2 separate regions of the Homo sapiens genome follow, and region 1 is linked to region 2. A link is a loop called in an ENCODE intact Hi-C map of the cell type or tissue named here. Cell type or tissue: PC-9. All regions are shown on one strand. Links, peaks and the distances in the headings refer to the core of each region. The heading gives the core; the rest is flanking DNA.

What was found. Hi-C counts contacts between places; a loop is a spot of excess contacts. Peaks named below come from ENCODE experiments on the same cell type or tissue, not always from the same donor. Only the 100,000 strongest peaks of a DNase experiment are listed, where the experiment ranks them.
Region 1: it touches region 2 in a loop (2.9-fold over the local background); 2 of 110 quality-filtered maps call a loop at or near these places.

Annotation. Positions count from the first base shown.
Region 1 is chr9:96,871,135-96,879,469 of GRCh38, reverse strand. It overlaps a transcript of ZNF782 not described here and the pseudogene LOC100132781. Among named protein-coding and RNA genes, the nearest start is that of ZNF782, 21 kb to the right of the region's middle. RefSeq lists enhancers at 4,337-5,536, 5,892-5,961. In PC-9, for the core only: CTCF peaks have their summits at 3,387 and 3,712; DNase peaks (open chromatin) are centred at 3,519 and 4,229; H3K4me3 peaks cover 1,978 bases; H3K27ac peaks cover 2,325 bases.
Region 2 is chr9:97,041,779-97,050,113 of GRCh38, reverse strand. No RefSeq gene overlaps it. Among named protein-coding and RNA genes, the nearest start is that of CTSV, 6.8 kb to the right of the region's middle. In PC-9, for the core only: no CTCF peak of the experiment used is centred there; DNase peaks (open chromatin) are centred at 3,703 and 7,993; H3K4me3 peaks cover 513 bases; H3K27ac peaks cover 2,202 bases.

The DNA.
Region 1 (8,335 bases), core at 33-8,032, 170 kb after region 2:
GTGCAGTGGCGCGATCTGGGCTCACCGCAAGCTCTGCCTTCTGGGTTCACGCCATTCTCCTGCCTCAGCCTCCCGAGTAGCTGGGACTACAGGCGCCCGCCACCAGGCACGGCTAATTTTTTGTTGTTGTTGTTTTTGTTTTTTTAGTGGAGACAGGGTTTCACCGTGTTAGCCAGGATGGTCTCGATCTCTTGACCTCGTGATCTGCCCGCCTAAGCCTCCCAAAGTGCTGGGATTATAGGCGTGAGCCACTGCGCCCGGCCTAAGTATCCCATTGTTTCTTAACAATTGACTATGCCAAAGTGAGGATTTTTATCTCTTTTATTCCTTGTTATTATGCCAGCATCTACAATGATGCCTGTCACACAGCAGGTTTTCAATAAGTGTCTGTTGAATGAATATATGTTTGGACCACTTTCTTTCCATTAAAACATGAATAGTAATTCTTTAAGCATTGTGTTTTTCTTTTTTTAAAAGAAATTTATGGTGCACCATTTGATGTTTAACCTTAAGCATTTCTATAAATCGGTTACCAAAAATGCTTGCTATCTGGTGTTGGAGTGGATGTGAGGAAACAGCATAAACTGATACAAGCCTCTTTGAGGACTCCCTGTTAGCATCTGTTACATGTTCATTTGTACACATTTTAACTGCACAATTCTATCATTTTGGCTCTTGTGCAAAGAAATAATCTCACAAATATCAAAAGATGCATGAACAATGCTATTTGCCACATATTATTTATAATAGTGAAAACTGGAAACAAACATCCATCACAAAGAATTGATTAAATAAACATGATATTCCCTACAATGTAGTTAAGGAACAGAAAGATTTCCTTCTCTATAGCCTGATCAGATAACTCGATTAGGAGACAATTTTACATGTTAAAAGAAAATTGTAAAGAAGTTGTAACCATGTTTTTAAAAATGCATTGTTTGCTGTAGCCTAAAGTGCAGAGTTAGGCATCAGTGGACAATTGGTCGTACTTGGGAGGTGGGCTGGATATTAGGAGGGGGAGCTACATTATAGCTTTATGCACTGCTATAATCAAATTTGCAGTGTCTAAATTTTTTAAAGAAACGTTTAAATGTATTTACTTTAAATAATAAGCAAGGGAGTCCGGACGCGGTGGCTCACGCCTGTAATCCCAGCACTTTGGGAGGCCAAGACAGGCGGATCACCTGAGGTCAGGAGTTGGAGACCAGACTGGCCAACATGGTGAAACCCTGTCTCTACTAAAAATACAAACAATTAGCCGGGCGTGGTGGCGCGCGCCTGTAATCCTAGCCACTGGGGAGGCTAAGGCAGGAGAATCTCTTGAACCCGGGAAGCAGAGGTTGCAGTGAGCTGAGATCGCAGCATTGCACTCCAGCTTGGGCAACAAGAGCGAAACTAGGCTTAACAGCCTTTTTCAGTACAGAACTTAAGGAGAATAAAATAACAAGTTAACAAGTTGCCAAGTTGCCAAGCTTACTACAAAGCGAACAAATATGGTTGGGTTGACTGTTTATTATACTGTTACCTTTAGTCTTTACGAGTTCAAGGATTTTTATATGGAAGACTGTATTTAATAAAACAGAAGCAGGGTATTTGAGTATTAATAAGCCAATTAAGTTGTTTATAGAAAATATATTTTTTTGTCCTTCCCCCCAAAAAGCACACATGATACCGAGTAAGCTTCATTTTTGCACAGACGGAAAATTCCGTCTGATGAAGAGGCACATCCACCGGGAACGACCCCAGGCAGGGAGACCAGTTTCTTTCCCGCTGTCCCGGGACTTTGCCGGGAAATTGCTTCAAGACCGCGGACCGCAAGGAACGGACCCCGCCCGAACCCCAGCCCACGGGGCCCCCAGATCTCGCGGAGCGAAGCCTGAGGACGCGCTCGGACGCGGGCCTATGGGGAAGCCCCCAGTCTTGGCGGAGCCAGGCGGGAGACGCGCGGAGGAAGCGGCGCGGCAGGGCGCTCGCTGCAGCCCCCTCTGCCAGGTACCCCCAGGAGGCTGGAGCCACGCGGGTCCGGGGGCGGCTTCGCCCCGCTAAGCACCCCGAAGCCGGGCTCCTGGGTGCCCCGCCAAGATTCAGAGGTCAGGGCCTCTACGTCTGGGCGCGTCCCCTGTCCCTGCGCAGCGGCATCTGGGGGTGTTCCTTCGCCCGCGGCCCCCAGGAAAGTTGCTGGGAAGCAAAGCTTCACGGGTGTGTTCACGGGGATCGCACTGACTTTGTGACCAACCCTTGGGTGAATAGGTGCCACTATTTAAATTTATCATCTCACGGAAGAAATTATTGATGTTACGGAATAATATTGAGCAGATACATGCTCAATATGTATAATTTAGTAAAAAGATGTTCCTATGATATTATGACCGTATTTCCCTGGTTTGGTTAAAAAAATCAACAGGTGCTCATGTAAAGTTTAAGTAGGGACATCTCTGGGAGATCCATGATTTGCCTGATAGCCATTTTTTTTTCTTTTTTCTTTTCTTCTTCTTCTTTTTTTTTTTTTTTTTTTTTTTTTTTTTTGAGTCGGAGTTCCGAGTTCAAGCAATTCTCCTGCCTCAGCCTCCGGAGTAGCTGGGACTGCAGGCGCCCGCCACCACACCCCGCTAATTTTTTGTATTTTAGTAGAGACGTGGTTTCACCGTGTTGCACAGGCTGGTCGCGAACTTCTGAACTCAGGCAATCCGCCCGCCTCGGCCTCCCAAAGTGTTGGGATTACAGGCGTGAGCCACAGCGCCCGGCCATAGCCATTTTTTTCTTATTTTGCGTTGTGCGTATTTTTTGGTTTTTGTTTCTTTTGTTCCCCTTTCCTGAAACCCTGTTGGTCAGGGTCACAGGTACTATTCTTTTATAGTAATGCTGTGCTCCGTGTGCAAGTATTTCATTCACATTTCACAGCCTTATTCCCAAGACATATTTGTATGTACCTTAACGTCTAGGGGCTGCTTTGAGTTGAAAAGGCAAACTGATGGAGGGAGGATCCTTGTTTTTCTTTCTTTCTTCCTTTGTATTGAAAAATGTTTAAGCACACAGAAACGTAGGAAACGGTAAAATGAGCATCTATCTATAGCCATGCATGTCCTTGATTTAAGAAAAGTTAACCTTTTGCCATATTCGCTTTGTTAGTTTTTGCTGAAAAATTGTAAAGTGAATTAACTATCCTTTCAATGTTAAATGCTTCCCTGTGCATGTCTTTATAAAAACTAGTATTTTCCAATATAACTCCACTTAACAGTTAAGAATAACGGCAATGTTCTTTAATATTTATAATTGCCAGTACACATTCACATTTCCCAAATTGTTTCCAACGTGTTTGGCAGCTGTTTTTTCCAATCGGGATTTGATGGAGGACCACGCACCGTATTCGGCAGCAAAGTTCAAATTTAACCCATAACCTCTAGGGGCTCTGGCAGAACCTGGCCAGGCGAGGCAGTCAGGAACATCTTCCAATCATCCAATAGAGAAAACGCTGCGAAGTAAGTCGTGGCGTGGAGGTTTCTGGGAAACGTAGTCTTAAATCCGAATGGCTCGCGCGCCACACTCTAGGAAAGGGTCTTCTGGATGACGTCTGCGCATGTGCAAGCTTAGCTCGCTGCTTCACGCCTAGCTAAGGCTGAGAGGTGGTCCCGGGGCCCTTGGGTGTCGCGGGCGGGGAAGGTGCTCACCTGAAGTGGGACGCGGGGAAACCAGGTCTCCCCACAGCCTGTCAACTTCTAGTGAGAATGGGGCTTGTGATTCAGAGGGTGAGAACGGGAAGCCCGGGGGGACCCCAGGATCGACCCCCTCACGCTAGAGGTCCCGGGGACGCAGGTGGAGCTGCGCCCCCTTTAGGAACAGGTGTTCAGTGCGAACCTTGGGGAAAGCGCATGCCCGCGGCGGCAGAGGAGAGCCCGTTTATAAACGTTGACCAAAGTGCCAGAACTCGTGGGCGCTGTGTCTGTGGCAAGACCCCGAGCTGTGGAGACCGAAAGAGCTGCATAAATTCCAGCTTTATTACCTGTAAGCGGGGGGCGAGGGCGGGAACCGGGTAAGAGGTTTCTCGCCTGAAAATGAGGGTGTTAATGCCTGCTTCATGGCGTTGTTTTGAAACTTAGGTAAATCATACACTTGGCTGTAAAGCAAACAGCCAAGTGCAGTTACTAAACCCTGAGTAAGTGACAGCTGCTATTGTATTTAGAAGACACTTTGTTCTTTTCATTGGATGACTCACCTAAACCTCACAAGTACTCTATGAGGCCGGCATAACCGTCTGCATTAAAAATAACAACCGAGGTTCAGGTTGGAGGAACAGTGCGCCCACGTCACAAGCTAGCAGTGAGGAAATTTAGGTTCAAGGGCAGGTGTGATTTATTTCCGGTCTCAGGTGCTGTCGAATATCACACCTGCCTAAAACCAGCCCTGCGGTCTTTACAGCACTGAGCAAAGTGACATGACCCAAAATACACAGGGAAATAATGGGAAGTGAATGTGGGTAGAACCTTACCTTGTGTCAGATATATTTTAGGCTTTCTGGTAGTGTCTGGTCAGATCCGTTGGGTCACACGAAGGCGCCTAGCCACTCTGGCACTACCAAGCTGTCTATGTTTTCAGTCCAATGTATTGAATTCCAGAGGGCCAGGTTTGTGTCCCTAAAATTTGTTTCCCAGGCCCTGGTCCCAGCTCCCAAGAAATAATTTCACTGTAGAGCAAAGCAGCTCTTGTGAATTAGGAAGCAGGGGGCCACTGGGAACAGGAATCTTTCCTAGAAAGAGAACACCCCTCTGACCTTACCACTCTCCAGAGCTTCCCAGCAGAGGCAGAAAAGCCCAGACAGGACGGAGCATAGCCAGAAACAGTGCTTGATCCACCCGCCAGAATGAGCTGGATCTGGTGATGTCATTATCTCCAGAAACCACTAGAGTCTGTGACAGTGGAATGCCTGGACCAGCTTTGAGAAGACCAAGGGGAGACAGGAGGCCACTTCAAAGGAGAGCTTGTGGGGAGGTCTAGGGGTAAGAGGTAAGCAGGCAGAGGGTGGAAATCCTGTTTCCTCCATCTCTAAACAACTCCCACTCTTGAAAGACACTGCACTGCTCTCACACCTGTCCATAACCACGTGACACTAGTCACGCTAGTCTTGATATCTTAACCTCACAGAATTCCACCGTGATGGTTCACGAAAGGTGTTTATGGTCATCTACTTGTGACTCATTTGAAACCATTAAGAGATTGGACCTCAGAGTGTCCATGAATTATCCAGACCCACTTAGTTTGTGTCAGATCCACGAGTCAAACACAGTGCCATTTAGTCCGTCACAGGTCCAGGTCATCCATGTTTTAGTAGCTTGTTCTTTTGTATTGATGGGTAGTGATCTATTGTCTTTTCCTTGTAATGAAGAGGTAAAAGTTTTAGTTCACACAATACCAGAGTTAAAAATTTCACTGGTGTCTGTATTACAAAAGTGGAAATAACCCTAAAAATGAAAGTAAATTTGAGCTTTGGTAGTCAGATAATCTTTTTCATAGTCTTGTGTTAGACAACAAATCTTTCCCAGATATCAAACTCTAAGAAAACTGCCATAGTTACCACCCTACTAGAAACTTAGTTTCCATACCCCAAACATTTGTCAGAGAACCTGCCCACTTTCAGTCACGTTTATATTCTTATTCTAAATTGACCCAATTTTCCATGTATCAAAATGACTGTATTGCCTTCTAGAATTCAAGCCAAAGGGGAGAGCAATGTTAGTGGTCCTTATTCTACTGACTTACTCTTTTGTGTGTGTGTGTGAGACAAGGTCTCGCTCTGTCACCCAGGGTGGAGCGCAGGCATGCTCACTGCTCACTGCAACGTCTGCCTCCCAGGCTCAAGCGACTTTCATGAATCAGCCTCCCAAGGAGCTAGGAACATCGGCAGATGCCACCAAGCTTGGCTAATTTTTGTATTTTTAGTAGAGATGGGGTTTTGCTACCTTGGCCAGGCTGGTGTTGAACTGCTGGACTCAAGTAATCTGCCCACCTCACCCTCCCAAAGTGCTGGCATTACAGGCATGAGCCACCACACCTGGCCCTGACTTACTCTTGAAGTCATGGATTTATGTCCAGTGCCCCTCTCCCAAACTAGTTTTTTAAACCTTTGACCACTCATGTATGTCAGGATCTCTACTTAGTTATTGCATATTACATGGTGCAAAGCATCTTATAAACAGGGATTCATGATAGACTTTTTCTTCTAAATCAGATCACTGATTCTAGTCTGCAGTTTATCAAGATGAGGTGATGAGTTATTTAAAGATTTTACCTTAGGTACTAAAGAATTAAAGTAGATGAAAATATACCAATATTATTAGGATTTAGTGAGAATCACTGAAGCTAAGTGGCTAGACTCTTAGTTCTAAAAAAAAAAAACTAACAGTGATTTGATATATTTTTAACTAAAAGGTAAGCTTGAAAGCAGTGTGCTAAAGTCAAATTATGTGGTCTGAGCCACCCTCTGTACAACAACTTTAATTCTACTTTCTGTACTTCCACTTTTTTTCTGTGTAACTGTTTGAAAACCTCAAACACCCTTGTTCTAATTCTACACTATTCCTGGGAATCCTTTCTCTTTGGTGTATTGACCTAATTTTATATTCTAACATGCTTTTTCCTCTCAGACACAATAACCAACTATTCAAAGATGCCATCTAATACGCTATGCCACTAAGTATTGTGGCCAGAGAGTGATTTTAAGTGTAATAAATTATCTTAAAATTGAAAAGAGCTTAAGCCAGAAAAAACAAATATTATGTCTTACATAGAGGCATGGATTAAACCAATTTGTGAATAGTCCAGGCAACTTATAAAAATGCTTTAAGACATATCAAGACTGACTTGAATCATTTAAGTTACGCAGAGATGTAACACTATGTGAATAGAAGAGTTAAAAACATACTAGTCACAATTTTTTTTTTTTTTGAGACAGAGTCTCACTCTGTCGCCCAGGCTGGAGTGCAGTGGCGCGATCTTGGCTCACTGCAACCTCCGCCCCTCAGGTTCAAGCAATTCTCCTGCCTCAGCCTCCAAAGTAGCTGGGATTACAGGTGTGTGCCACCACACCCAGCTAATTTCTGTATTTTTAGTAGAGATGAGGTTTCACCACGTTGACCAGGCTGGTCTTGAACTCCCGACCTTCTGAACTACCTGCCTTGGCCTCCCAAAGTGCTAGGATTACAGGTGTGAGCCACTGTGCTCGGCCCACTAGTCACATTTTAATTAAAAGTTTATTAGGTTTTCTTTTAATGTAAACATGAGAAATAAAAACCACATAAATTGTAGCATTTACCTTTTGAAAATAAAACTGCAGTCAATACTTCAATCTCTAAGCTCTGCACTCCATAAATGATAATTTTTTTAGGAGGTAAGGTTCCTAAGGTTTATGGACATAAAATATGATACCTGCCTCCAGGTTAACATGCGGGATAATAAAATGTATTAGATCATCTACTACTATTAAGGTCCAGTTCCTTCAAATTTGTTACATGTGCATTAAAACTGATCCTATTCTGTATCACATCTAGAGAAAATAATTTTGGGTGATCAATGCAGATGAAAGCCCTGCAAAGAACTACTTCAAAAGAGAAAAGGGCACTTTATAAAAATACAACAATTCCAAAAGGCTTAGTGTAATTTTAAGCTTTGATACTTGTAGAAGTATCAATGCTACAAATATTTACAAAGCATCACTGAAAGGTTTGTTATATTTCTTTTACCTTTATTTAGTTTTGCCATTTTTTAGAGTGACAGGGTCTCAGTATGTTGCCAAGGCTGGAGTGCAATGGCTATTTCCAGGCACAATCACAGCGCACTGCAGCCTCCAATGCTAGGCCTCAAGTGATCCTGCCATTTAAGCCTTATGAGTAGCTGGGACTACAGGCATGCCTAGCTCCTGAATATTAACCTTTAATTTTTTGTTTCAGTCCTTCTTGACGATAGCAGATATTGATGAGACAAAAAGTTAAATGCTTAATATTCAAATTCTGCAAAATGAAGCCAGAGGTGGTGGTACACACCTATAGTCCCAGCTGCTTGGTAGGCTGACATGGGAGGATTGCTTGAGGCCAGGATTTCCAGGCTGTGGTATGCTATGACTGTGCCTCTGAATAATCATTGCACTGTACATTGGGTAACATACTGAGACAACATCTATTTAAAAAAAAAAAGAAGAAATACAATTAAAATTTCAAATTATATTTTGTAAAGGTTTATAGCCTGCATATGTATGCTTCAGTGCTCTGGAGGGCACAAGCATACTATGTTAAAGCTAAAAACTGTCCTGAAACTTTCAGGACACCTCATGTTTTATCATTTTTTA
Region 2 (8,335 bases), core at 260-8,259:
CAATTCTCCTGCCTCAGCCTCCCTATAGCTGGGCCTACAGGCACATGCCACTATGCCTGGCTAATTTTTGTTTTTTTAGTAGAGACAGGGTTTCACCATGTTGGCCAGGCTGGTCTCGATCTCCTGACCTCAGGTGATCCACCTGTCTCGAGCCCCCAAAGTGCTGGGATTACAGGTGTGAGCCACCATGCCCAGCCTCTCATTTAATTTTTAATACTACCTTATGGGGTAGTTGATATTGTCCACATTTTGTAGTGGATGAAACCAAAGCTCTGAGAAAGTAAGTCAGTTGTACAAAATTTATGCCTACCAGAAATGGGATTGGAAATAGCTACATTCCAAAGCCAGTGATAATTTGGGTCAAGGAGTACTGATAATTGTTGCTCCTATTGGTTCATTTTCTACTGAGCTTCTTTTTTCACTTACTATTATTACTTTTATTATTATCTTGTGATTTCATTTCACAAAATTATAAGTTTGCATTCCAAAAGCACCTAGTTCCTGGCTCGATCCTCATCTTTGCAGGAGATTCTGAAGCTTAATTGCTTTACATGTTTCAGACTAACCACTGAGCTTTTTTCATTTAAAAATATTTAATTGATAAAGATTGTATCTATTCAAGGTGTACAATGTGATGTCACTGTTTCAGTGCAGACATAGCTGTAACATAGAGAGCTTTTAAAATGAAAGCTTTTGGATAGTCTGTCAGTTTGGTTGTCAAAGTTTGGTATTTCCAGCAAACACTTATTTATCAACTCACTCTTTTATTACCACAATCAAAATAATAAATAGTAAGAAGGGATAGCATACATGATTTATTTTTCAGCGCTTCTCCAATCCAAAAGAAAAAAACAAAAGTATAAAAACAAATGAAAGATCACAGAAGTCCCCAATTTTCTTCTCTTTCATCAGTTGGGCAAAATAACAAAATGTTCATTTTCAGATGGCAACTCCCCTTTGTGCTTACAGAAAGGCTTTGTTGCCTGTTGGGTGCAAAGCTTCTATCTCTGTTACCTAGGGTATAATGCCCTAGGATCTCCTAGATCCTAGGGGAAATGGAACATTATTATCTCAAATGGATTTATTATGCTGCATATTCTTGGATATCTCTAGATCAGATACTAGGTTAAGATGCGTCTTACCTTAAGTAGCCTCTGTGCTCATTTGTACCATTAACTTCATGCATCCTAAACTGTTTTCTTCTCAATGTCCCTCCAGGGCTCTCTGGGGTAGGAGCAGCAGAAGAGGGCCCCACCTCCCTGGGTGTGAAAACTACTGGGATCAGGCAGGAGTGGGAGCCACCTGGCCGGCCATCCTGAGAAGTCACCTCTACAGGCCTCTTGCATTGCCCTAGTGGACTCTGGCAGAGTTCTAGCATTCCTGTGGATGGGGTGCTGAGGCTGTACAGGACCCTTGCTGAAGATGCTGGCTGGCTCCTGGTTGTGGGGACTCTCTAAGAAACAGAGGACATCGGCCTGATGCATGGCTCACACTTGTAATCCCAGCACTTTGGGAGGCCAAGGCGGGCACATCACCTGAGGTCAGGAGTTCAAGACCAGGCTGGACAACATGGTGAAACCCCACCTCTACTAAAAATACAAAAATTAGCTGGGCATGGTGGAGGGCACCTATAATCCCAGCTACTTGGGAGGCTGAGGCAGGAGAAGAATCGCTTGAACATGGGAGGCAGAGGTTGCAGTGAGCCGAGATCGTGCCATTGCATTCCAGCCTGGGCAACAAGAGAGAAACTCCATCCAAAAAAAAAAAAAAAGAAAGCAACAGAGACTTCTAAGCTCCCTGAGGCATTTCTAAGCATCTAAAGGACAGCAAGGAGGATCTAGGATTTGTGTGTTGTGGGGGCAGAGGAAGTTTCCCAAGTTCACCTGAGGCCCACTGAGCTCTAGGCCAAGTGCCAGTTTCCATAAAGTTGTAGCCAAATTAGCAACAATTCCTCTCTTAGCCTAAAAATTGCCATTCTGCGATGCTATTTACTGGGCATCTATCATACACTGGGGTCCCCAGTGCTATAAAACAAAGTCTTTGTCCTCAATTCACTTGGTTAAGGAGAAAGAATATGCAACTTAGTTTTGCTTGCCCTCCCAGTGTAACTAAAACACTTTCCTTATATCATTCAAATTATCATTTAGTTCCATTTCTCTCTTTGAACTTGGAGAAAAACTCTTTTTACCACTATCTAATTTTTCTTGGTCAAATTTCTCTCAGTTTCCTCAGAGCCATGCAACCATCACCAGATGCTAACTCATGAATGTTGCGTATCAGCAACTTTCTACACAGAGTGCATGGAAATTTAGAAGCTGAGGAAGTGTGCATGAGGAGAAGGGTGCTGTGCAGAGGTGTGGGTGGGTTGAGAGGACACGCAGGCCATATCCGCAGTATAGAAGCTAATTAGCCTGGGAAAGGTCAGCTTGTATAGTCTTTGCTCCATTGATAGCAAACCTGAGGTGCTGGCCGAGGGAACACAGGCAGAACCACCCGACTCCAAGCCTTGCCAAATCACCTGTGCCTTCTGCCATCGCCCGACTCTTCCTCCTAGAGTGGGAGATAAGTATCTGGGCAGAGGATCTTATGAACAGAAAATGCATTTAAAACAAGCAATTGAGGCTGGGTGCAGTGGCTCATGCCTGTAATCCTAGCACTTTGGGAGGCCAAGGTGGGCGAATCACCTGAGGTCAGGAATTCGAGACCAGCCTGACCAACATGGTGAAACCCCGTCTCTACTAAAAATACAAAAGTTAGCCAGGTGTGGTACCAGGTGCCTGTAATCCCAGCTCCTCTGGAGGCTGAGGCAGAAGAATCTCGCTTGAACCCGGGAGGCAGAGGTTGCAGTGAACCGAGATAGCGCCACTGCACTCCACCCTGGGCGACAGAGCCAGACTCCATCTCAATCAATCAATAAAGCAATTGTTCCTCCTCGGATCAGAACTGTGAGTTTTATACTGAACTGTTACATGTTGTTTCCTCTTTCTATCTTAGCAATGATCAAAAAAAGATCAGATTCCTTTTGCAGAGGGTGGGCTAGTTCTCCTAAGGAGAAGCTGGGTCCTCAGTGGATCCTCTGGATTTGAGGATGAAGTTTAGAAGTGCTTGGGACCACAGCTGTGGGTCTGATTTGAGGACAAGAAAACCAAAACAAGGGGGCAGCACTGGTGTGGGGAGGTGGGAAGGAGAAAACAAGGAACATAAAAAACAAAACCACCAATGTGGAGTTTGTAGCTCAGAAAAACTTTCAAGCTTATACGGAGAAGATTTCCCTGTTTTGATTTATAAGGGGATCATACAGAGAATCACGGATGCTTGATTATCTGGTTCTATTTCCTTTCTGTGGTCTCAAATTTTTTTAAAAGAATATTTTATGTGTTTGTTTTTAAAATTGGTGAATGAATAGACCTCACTTTTTATAATACCTGGGCTTCTCAGAACCATGAGTCATTGACGTATTATCATTGGAGCCAGGCTTAAAATCTGACATTTAATTAGCACAGGTAAGAGGCAGAGCCTTTGTCTCCTAGAAATGATCAAGCACAAAAACACCCACGAAGAACCGGGCAAAAACGCCCTCCTGGAAGCTGGTGGGGTAGGAAGGTGTGGAGGCCCAGTCCTGCCTGGGCAGCCTGCCTGCTGCATGACTCACCTGTCTTCTATTCCTTTCAGTGTGAATCCAGCTGAGCCTCATTCACACTGAAGTGGAGAGACTGCCCTGGGGAGCCTCGGGGCTTTACCTGCACGGCCTTGGTGCTCACATTCCAGCTCTCTTAGTATCCTCTGGCTCCCAGAGTCCAGTTTGCCAAGCAAGTGATGGGCACTGGTGGAGGGACCAGGCAAGAGCCCAAAAGCTCAGCTTCCTTGTCTAAGCCCTGATGGCCTAACGTGCATTAAGTTATTTATTCACTTTAGAAAAGAGCCTGTCCCCACCCTTGATTCTGTATCTCCCACTGCCCTGACCACCCTCATCTATGCCCTGACCTAAAATGGGGCATAGAAGAGCCCGCATCTCTTAGGGCAGTGGTTTTCAAAGTGGGTTCCCCTGCATCCCTTGTGAAGTTTTGTTTTTTTTGTTTTTTTGTGTGCGTGGTGGTTGTTGTTGTTGTTGTTGTTGTTTGGGGAGGGTGGGGGACGGAGTCTTGCTCTGTCGCCCAGGCTGGAGTGAAGTGGTGCTATCTCAGCTCACTGCAACCTCCGCCTCCCGGGTTCAAACAATTCTCCTGCCTCAGCCTCCTGAGTAGCTGGGATTACAGGCGTGCACCACCACACTGGCTAATTTTTGTGTCTTTAGCAGAGACAGGGTTTTGCCATGTTGGCCAGGCTGGTCTGGAGCTCCTGACCTCAGTGATCCGCCCACCTCGGGCTCCCAAAGTGCTGGGATTACAGGCATGAGTCACTGCGCCCAGCCCACCTTGGCAAGTTTTTAGAAAGCAAATTCTGGAACCCCGTCCCAGACCTACTGAATCAGAAACTGGGGGATATGTTCAGCAACCTGAGCTTTCAGGAGCCTCTGGGTGATTCTGATAAAGCTGGTGTTTGAGAACGAGCATCATAGGGTTGTTGGGAAGATGACCTCAGGAGCACGTGTGAAATGCTCAGAACAGTGCTCACACCTAAGAATTCTTTAGCTATTGGAAACCCAGGAAGTCACAGATAGAGACGCTCTTCCTCTGGAGCAACCCCAGGACAGGTGCATCTGCAAGCTGAGCCTCTCACAGCACAGAGCCTTCTCTGTCTTCACCACTCACTAAAGTGACACGGGGTGTCAAGGGGAAAAAATGCAAGTTCCTACATTAGTAAGGAAAGACTTTATTAATACAAGATATTGCAACAAGGAGATGCTCAAAGCCGAAACCAGAAGTGTCTCAGGAAAAGGGTGGGTAAGCAATGCTTTTTTATGCAGAGACCATGGGACAGCTGGCTGTGAAAAGAATAAGGAGGGGTTGTAAAAGCTGCTGTGTGGGGATCTTGAAACTTTTTTGTTTTTTGAGACAGGGTCTCCCTCTGTTGCCCAGGCTGGAGTGCAGTGGTACAGTCATAGCTCACTGCACCCTCAACCTCCTGGGCTCAAGCCATCCTCCCACTTCAGCCTCCTGAGTTGGTGGGACTATACGCACGCACCGCCAAGCTTGGGCTATTTTTATTTATTTTTTGTAGAGACAAGTTCTCCCTATGTTGCCCAGGCTGATCTCGAACTCCTGAGCTCAAGCAATCCTCCCGCCTCCGCCTTCCAAAGCGCTGGGATTAGAGACATGAGCCAATCACTAGGCCTGGCCAGGGTCTTGAAACTTAAAAGGCCGTGTCAAGCATTGCAAGGGAAACACAAGGCAGAAAATGTTGCCAGTACTCAGGTACATGAGGCAGGGATCTGAGGCTGAGATGGAGCAAAAAAGTCACAGTGTGGGAAGTTCCCAGGGAGTGTAGGGTCCAACTCTCTTAGTCAAGCCAGCCTTAAGTTATTTTATTTTATTTTATTTTATTTTTATTTTTTAATTTAATTTTATTTTATTTTTTGAGACAGAGTCTCACTCTGTTACCCAGGCTGGAGTGCAGTGGCATGATCTCGGCTCACTGCAACCTCCGCCTCCAGGGTTCAAGCAATCCTCCTACCTCAGCCTCCCAAGTAGCTGGGATTACAGGCGCCCGCCACTAAGCCCAGCTAATTTTTGTGTTTTGAGTAGAGATGGGTTTTCACCATGTTGGCCAGGCTGGTCTCAAACTCCTGACCTCAAGTGATCTGCCTGCGTCAGCCTCCCAAAGTGTTGGGATTACAGGCATGAGCCATCGCGCCTGGCCAGCCTCAAGTTATAATAAACACAAAGTTTTTATCAGCATTGTCAAGAAACTGATTTTAATTTTGCCACGTGTACCAGGATGTTTATAGCCCCCACTGACAACAGGTCTTAATTCCTGGCCCCTGAAGCTGTTATCTTAAACAGCAAAGACTTTGTAAATGTGATTCCATGAATAGTTCTGAAATGGAACGGTTATCCTGGGTTACCTGAATAAGCCCTAAATGCAATCACAGGGTCTTTATAAGAGGGAGGGAGATTAGACACAGACAGAAGAGATAGCAATGTAGTCACAGAGATTAGAGTGATGTGGCCACAAGTCAAGGAATGCGAGCAACCACCAGTGCTGGGACAGGCAAGGCACAGATTCTCCCCTAGAACCTCAGGAGGGAGGAAGGGAGGGAGCCCTATCACACCTGGTCTTTAGCCCAATGATGCCTGTTTAGGACTTCTGGCCTCCATAACTGTGAGGGAATAAAGGACTCCTGTTTCAAGCCACCAAGTTTGTGGGGATTTGTTATAGCAGACACAGGAAACGAATACACCTTGTTTCTTGAAAGGACTTTTTGAGGTTTGAAGAATTTTTCAGATTTGGCTGAGAGTTTGTGGATTACTGTTTTAGAGGAGGGGAGAAATTCCACCATTTCTCTTGTGAATTGGTTTCCTTGTTACTTGCTATACAAAGATGCTTCACCATAGTTCCATTTAAATATATCTGTCCTGTTCAATTTGCTATAGAACTGAAATTACTGTAGTGAACCACATATTTAAATATGGAAAGGCTGAACCTCAGAAAGCTGTTAGGAAAGCTAAGAATGTGGAAGTGAATGCTCATGCTACACCAGAAGAGGAGAACTGGTACCGAGTAAGAGCTGAATTCTCATTGATTGATTTACGTGCTTGATGAATTGGCTGATAGTTTAACTCTACAGGAAAAGCACAGTTACAGTAACCAAGAAAAGTAGTTATTTCATAAGTGGTTTTATATGAACCTCAAATCATAAACAGGCTGTTTGCTATACGATTATCAATGGTGACAAACCATTTTGCAAGTGGACAGTTTGCTGGATAATGCTTCTTAAGAGTAATTCTTGGCTCAGTGAATTTAAACAAATCGGAGGGGGTTATTATACTGGGGAGAGGTGTTAAGTGATGTCAGGGTCTTGAATGCCACCACACTAAGTTTGCCAGTTCCCCTATGGTTTAAAATTTCCGGAGACTGGGTAAAGAATCACATCCTCTTTTATTTATTTATTTATTTTTGAGACAGAGTCTCACTCTGTTGCCCAGGCTAGAGTGCAATGGCGCAATCTCGGCTCACTGCAACCTCCACCTCTCCGCGATTCTCCTGCCTCAGCCTCCCAAGTAGCTGGGACTACAGGCATGCACCACCACACCTGCCTAACTTTTTTTGTATTTTTAGTAGAGACAGGGTTTCACTATGTTGGCCAGGCTTGTTTCAAACTCCTGACCTCAAGTAATCCACCCACTTCAGCCTCCCAAAGTGCTAGGATTACAGACGTGAGCCACCATGGCTGGCCTATATCCTCTTTTAATAGTGAGTAAAAGAAAGCTACACAGATGCACGTGAGAATATACTTTCACAGGCACTGCGTTTTAAATAGGAATCAGGAAGTTCTGCCAACTCCATTTTATTAAAGGCATAACCAAGGCTTGGTTGCTTCACTAACATGTGACTGTTCTAAAAATTATCACTCATCAAAATTATTTTGCAAAGAAATAGGAATAGAAGAGTAGGGAAAGAAACAAATATTTAAATACAACTGTCCTGGCTAGTAATACCACATTTCTGTAATGCATTTTTTTACAGATGTGTATAAATAGATATAAATAGGTGTCCTAAGTTGGAGCAATAACGTCTTCCACCCTCTTGCTTATTGGCTTTCTCCCATATTTCTTCTGCATTTACATATTTCTGGTATAATTTTAGATTTGGGGCACACTTGGTTTGAAAAGGGTCTATGTTTTCTCCACTACTTTTGTCTCACATTCCAAAAAACAAAGGGGATGCCATTCTTCAGGGCAGCACCTGCCACTCATCTGCTGTCAGGCTATTGCTTAAGGCACAGATCTTAATGGCCTGGCAGGTTTCTCCACCCTACAATCTTAGGGAGCTGTGGCCCAAGGGCAACTGTAAAACCCACGTGTTAGAATAACTTAGCTTTCTTGTGATAGACTGAGTAAACAAATAGACAATGGCCATAGTATATGGCAATAGAACTCTGACCCACAGAAGAAATGAAGCATAATATCTGCAGAGACCAACTCAGAACAGTCAGGACTTACTCAGTGGCTGACAGCTTCCTCATTTTTGCCTCTGCTTCCAACCCAGGACAAACCAGAAAAACCAAATATACTCCACAAACAAATCACATAAGACGCTCCATCTCTAGTTATCCCTCCTTCAGCTTCTCCATGACGACACTCTGCAAAGAGGACATAGCTGAAGTTGCCCCCTTTTTCCCCTAAAGCTTTTCTTCTCCCTCGTCTTTGAATTATCTCCTTTGTTATAGCAAGTT